Linked DNA regions of Homo sapiens: region 2 is linked to region 1. A link is an interaction called in ENCODE POLR2A ChIA-PET data of the cell type or tissue named here. Cell type or tissue: MCF 10A. All regions are shown on one strand. Links, peaks and the distances in the headings refer to the core of each region. The heading gives the core; the rest is flanking DNA.

Region 1 (2,865 bases), core at 366-2,865:
CCCTTTGACAGAATCCCAAGTCTTTAAGAGCCTCCTTGAATCCTGGACATCTTGTACCAGATATGAACTTGTACACTTACTGCCCTGGAACTATTAGCTGTTTTGCAAATAAGTTCTGATTCCTTTTAATTGCAAATGAAAATGAAAGAACACCATCTGGGTACTAGTGGTGCTCATTGTTACTGAACTGTAATTACTCTAGACCTTTTCATGTAGACAGGAGTGGGAAATATTTACTGTTTACAAAGAAAAATAAAGCATATAATGAGGTTTCCATGTCAAATTTAAGATTACTGGGGTCTAATGTTACATGATTATTAATTTAATCTATACTTTTAATAATAAAAAAGATATCAAGATTTTGTGAAATTAATCATGAAAAACCACATTCATTAGTCTAAGATTTTTTTCTGTCCTTAGTGTATATCCCACTGACAATGTAAAATTGAAATATTGTGTTTGATCACTTGAGATTATTTTTTCTCTATGTAGTAGTTCACTGTCCTCTCCTTCCTCTTTAGGGAACTATTATATTCATTTTGTATATATCCCCCAATTGCTTAGTTTTGAAATATAAGGAAATATGTACATATATATAATTGTAATCATTCTCCTTTTGTTACCCTCAAAATAACCATATAAACTACATGTGCTTTCTATGTTCTCACTCTGGAGATCATTCCAGTTTAGTATAGAGATCTTCACTCCTTTTACACCTGCGTAGTCTACACTGCTGTTTATTCAAACAATCCCCTATTAATGAATATTTGGATTGACTCTAATCTGCTTTTAAAAAATAACCATGGATACAATTTGTACTTAATACCTGGAAGTTAAAAAAACTGGCACTGTCATTCTCTTGATCACTCTCCTGATCCTCTGACTTCTTGAATTCCCATTTCCTCAACTGTAAAACAAGGAATTTTAATATGACTTACCTATCCGGGTTAAATAAAATTGCAATTCAAAAAGTATTCCCATATATGTTAAGAAAAACTGAAATAGCCACTAAAATGCATTCAAAATAAATAAATTATATAATTATCACTACACAGATTCACCATACAACTCATTTCTACTTAAGAGATTCATATAGACACAATGACAAAATAGATTGTGTCCACAGAAAGATCGAGAGTGAAATTTCCAGAAACTATCTTAGATGAAATAATTGAAGAATTCAGTTAAATATTTATTGAACAAATGCAGAGTAAATGAACTAAGGGCTGTTATAACCTTAAGTTACAACAAACAACTTCAAATATTCAGAGGGCTGTCACACAGAGAATGAAAGACTTGCTCAGTATTTCTCCAAAGGGCAGAACTTGAGCCAAGCGATAAATATAAGCAACCAATGGGCTGCAGGATAGTTGTACAAAGTGTATCATGTATCTTCATAGCTTCTTTGCCCATATAATGCATTCCACACTTAAGTTTCTCCTTCTAAAAGGCGACAGCACAAGTTAATATGTCTCATAAATGTCTTAAATAAGTTGCATTTTCATGGCAAGCCCTCCACTGCCAGCAATGGATATACTCACACTATTGGAAAAAATCTAAAGTTAACAAACTGGTTTAGTATGGAAATGGTCTATTTGTTCCTCAGCTATGTTTCTGTATCTTACATTAGTGGCTCTCAGGAGGTGGGGGGTGAAAAGAGAGCATGTTCTCCAAAGAGGGTGAATCATAATCCCCAGTGATTCAGATACTGTGCCTGGGGACAATCTTTCTTCAAGTCCAAATGAATCATTATAATTATCAACCAATGGTACATATAAGAGTACGGCATGTGCTGGGACAGAGAAAAGACAGTTGACAAACACTATTCTACATGAAACAGGAAATCTTATTTTATGAGTCACTAGAAAACTAACTGTAATACTGACAGGCTCCATCCAGATTATTAAATACTACAAAATGAGAACTGTTTCAACAACTATTCAGCATAACGTTTATGGACAAAATGTATATAGTATATCTTATATTCTATATGTATTTTATCACATAGTAAGGAATGCTGAGGTGCTTAAGCCATCCAATAAATTGAAAATACAAACTTTACATTTCTACGTTTGTCAGTATACAGGATTCTGAAGATGAATCTTGAACTCAGAGTGATAAATCAGTTTTCAAGGAAAGCCACATAATCCGTCAGTCTGGCTAACTGCTGTTCATTGGGTATTGGGGGAACTGGAGCAGGCTCTGTATGTTAAAGAAACAAACACACTTCATGTTACATACCACAGTAACAAAGCTTTGGCCCCAACACCTACCTCCCCTAATGCCTTCAATTTTTAACAGTAAGTTAACTTTCTTAGATTTGTCCTGGTTTTAGACAAAATCTTACATCATAGAGGCTTGGACATTTTTGAAAAGCAAGCCAAGAAGTTGCAACTTTTATGAGTATGGTTTTACCTAACTGCTAGTAAAGGCATGTCTCATGTTGTTGTTACTGAAGTATTCTATGTAAAGGTTAAAGACACTTTTATCATGCAACATGTCTTTTAAAAGATCACAGCTCTTCTTGAAAACATCCTTACCCATGCAACATTAAATTCAAGAAATAGAGTGCTTCCCATGCCCCAGACATCACTGAAGAATATTAAATTGTCAACAAACCAAAAAAAAAAAAAAAAAAAAGAAAACCCACAAAGAACCTCAAGGAATTTACATTCCAACATTTAAATTACTACACGTCAGCCTGGGGACGCCTTCTGAATAACAGTACTGGTGAACAGCTCTGGCAGGCCTCCCTGACATGAGAATAAGAAGGCTCTGCAGCTGGCCCAGAGGAGGGCACCGCCTCAAGGCAAGCTCTGGGGGAGCCCAGTTTCACTCTTGTAACCAGATGTATTACTACGCATT
Region 2 (2,925 bases), core at 297-2,796, 190 kb before region 1:
TGGAGAGTTGATGAGGCTAGGAAGTAAGCTTGATATTTCCCTTTTTCTGAGCCTTAGTTTCATTTCTGTGAACCCACAGTGGGATTCACCAGCTCCCACGAATATTCCATTCATATTGCAGGTAGTGGGTCTGGACAATGAATTCTGGCCAAGGACAAAAGATGAGTGTTCTTTCTTGTTGAGTTCATAAAAAGCCATGCTATTTTCTTCAGTCTCTCTATGCAGGCCCCATGTTTTTGATGGTTTAGGTACAAAACTGTAGAGGCATAATCACCTTGATCCTTGAGTGACTGTGTGGAGTAGAGGCCTCTGCTGTCCTATATAGGACTGGTAATGTGAGTGAAAAAATAAATTTGGCTGGATTAACCTACTGAGATTTTGGAGTTGTTGGTTACTGCAGCACAACCTAGCCCCCTTTCCCAACCCACCCCAATAACATACCAGTTGGAAAATGATGGTGACAGATCAGCTGATCCTTCACATTCAAAGAAACTGCATTTCTACAAAATGCTGTAATTGACAAGAATGTCATTCCAACCCTTATGTACTACCACTGCAGTGTCACTCTTTGCAGGAAGATAAATTACTTAATGTGTCTCTTTTCTCCCAGCAGCTGGCATGGTGTTTATCACTGAATAAACATGGAAAATGGTCACTGAGTATTCTTTATATTAATTATTTCCCAAAAATATGACTCAGAAATTAGAACAGCACTCAGTGCCCTTTATCTTATTTTATGTTTCCATTTTCATCGTTAAATTCCTCTGAAGTCATTGGCATTATGACCATAGGAAAAATATCTGATTTACTCCGTTCTTAGGTAAAAACATTTTGACATTCATTTTATTTCTCTTATAAATCATTTAAGAGAAATCTATGCAAGTCACATGCTTCTGTGAAAAATGGAAAAATTAAAGTAGTTTTTGGAAACCTTAATGACACATAGAGGAATTTTTAAACTTCTTGGGAGTTTACTGTAAACACACGCAGTACAGCACTAAAACACATTGGAAGTACTAAGGAAAGAGACAGTTTGGAAATATTTGAAAATAGCTGTTACAGCTTCATTTGCTTAACTTTTGGAGCCTCAGTTTCCCCATCTGTGAAATGGAAATGATTTTACAGTTGAAGAAACGAAGAAGCAGTTGAATCAGCTGCTTGAGAGAGCAGAAGCTCTGGTGCCAGACTGGGTCCTTGTCAGAGGATCGTCATTTACTAGCAGATGGGCACGTTATTAGTAGTTATGTTTTCTGTGCCTCAGTTTCCTCATCTGTAAAATAAGGTTAATAGCACCTATAGTGTAGAGTTGCCGTGAGCATTCAGTTAACATTTCAAGTGTTACCTGGCACATAGCTATGATTATGTGTTAACTCCCTCTACTTCTGCAAAGTTTACTTAAAATATCAAATATCATATGTTCTTACCACAATATGTATGTACTTCCGAATTTCTCGCCACTTTTATTAGAATAAACTCTTATGTTTGACCCAGCTGTACGTTTGATACAGCTCATTTAAATGCCTTATCACAGTGAATTCCTCTCTTGTCTGCTTTTCAAAGATAAAAATGGGGAAAATGATCAACGTAGAAGATGGCAGCCAGACTTGAAACGACACAGAAGGGAAGCAGTTCTTCTGAAAAAGGAGACGTGCTGAGTAAACAGTCCCTGAAGTGCTCCTGGCTGGGCTCCAGATGAGTAATGATTTATGAACGGGAAATCTGGGTCGGCCGGGCTTCAGTCCCGCGGCGCAGGGAGATGGAAACCAGATGCGGAGGCTTCATCCAGAGGCCCAGGAGCGGCAGCAAGGAGGGGGTGAGGGTGCAGAGAGGGACACAGAACCACGAAGGGCACATGTGGCGCGGGGAACACACAGAGAGGGGAGGAGGAGAAGACAGAAAAGAGGAGGGAGAGGAGAGAATCAACCAAGCCGTCACTCTTGGAAATAAAACACCCTTCAGAGTTAACTCAGAAAACGTTTCCTCAGCCAGAAAACCTGGTGCTTCCTCAGAATATACGTTTTGTTTTCATCTACGTTCCCATGGAAACCAGCTAAAAAAGTTCAGACACATTTGTTGACTTCAACTACTTGGAGTACAGAGACCGTGTCTGTGTGTGTGTCTCAATATACACAACGTGTTTCCAAATATGTTTCAATGAAATGCTGGTTCTCTTCCAATTAAATCTCTGCGAGAGTTCAGTTTCCTAAAAGCTAAAAAGAATTGATTTTTAATGCAATTCTGCCAAAGAGAAGAAAATTTAAGTGTGTATTCTTCCTATTGCCAAACTGTCCAATACAAAGCAAATCAGACATCTAGAACAGGGATCAGCAAACTATGGCCAGTGGGCAAATTTTGGCCCACAAACTCTTTCTGTATAGTCCACAGGTTAAGAGTGGGTTATTTATTTATTTATTTTTGGTTGTTGTTGCTTTGCATTTTTTAAAAGTTGTAACAAAAAACGAGAAGATTATAAAACAGGATTGTGTGTGGCCCACAAAGCTGAAAATATTCACTCTCTGGTCCTTTACAGAAAAGTTTGCTAAGCCCCGATCTAGAATATGATGCTTTTGCCAGTGAAGCTGTTGTACATGATAACAGGTCAGCTGGGTAATAATTTCTATAAATGAAACGATTCTTAGAAATATTGATATAGACCCATAGAGTGCTTTGGTGTAAACACTCATTTGATCACTTCACGCTAAGCCACTGAGCTCCGCCCTCGAAGTGGGGAAAGCTGGCGAGTAGCACGCGGGGGTAGACGAGCTCTCCCTGGCCACGCCGAGGGGAAAGCACATGACGTTCTGGGTCTGTGCAGAGCTGCAGCGGCTCCCAAATACAGTGCTGGCACTCATCTCTCAAACCTCGTAAAGGAGCATGAGCAATGGACAGTGAAAAGTCACAGAAGAATGTATCCTGGGCTTTGGA

The links. Peaks named below come from ENCODE experiments on the same cell type or tissue, not always from the same donor. Only the 100,000 strongest peaks of a DNase experiment are listed, where the experiment ranks them.
Region 2: POLR2A ChIA-PET joins it to region 1 with 12 read pairs; 2 of 35 experiments call an interaction of 5 or more read pairs at or near these places.

Annotation. Positions count from the first base shown.
Region 1 is chr2:237,097,000-237,099,864 of GRCh38, reverse strand. It overlaps COPS8 (COP9 signalosome subunit 8), which reads right to left. Exons shown (of 8, transcript NM_006710.5): 8 at 1-2,202. The coding sequence ends at 2,123. Among named protein-coding and RNA genes, the nearest start is that of COPS8, 13 kb to the right of the region's middle. In MCF 10A, for the core only: no CTCF peak of the experiment used is centred there; DNase peaks (open chromatin) are centred at 1,714 and 2,754.
Region 2 is chr2:237,290,382-237,293,306 of GRCh38, reverse strand. It overlaps LOC105373954 (a long non-coding RNA gene), which reads left to right. Exons shown (of 4, transcript XR_924039.3): 4 at 1,561-2,925. Among named protein-coding and RNA genes, the nearest start is that of COL6A3, 120 kb to the left of the region's middle. In MCF 10A, for the core only: no CTCF peak of the experiment used is centred there; DNase peaks (open chromatin) are centred at 1,686 and 2,046.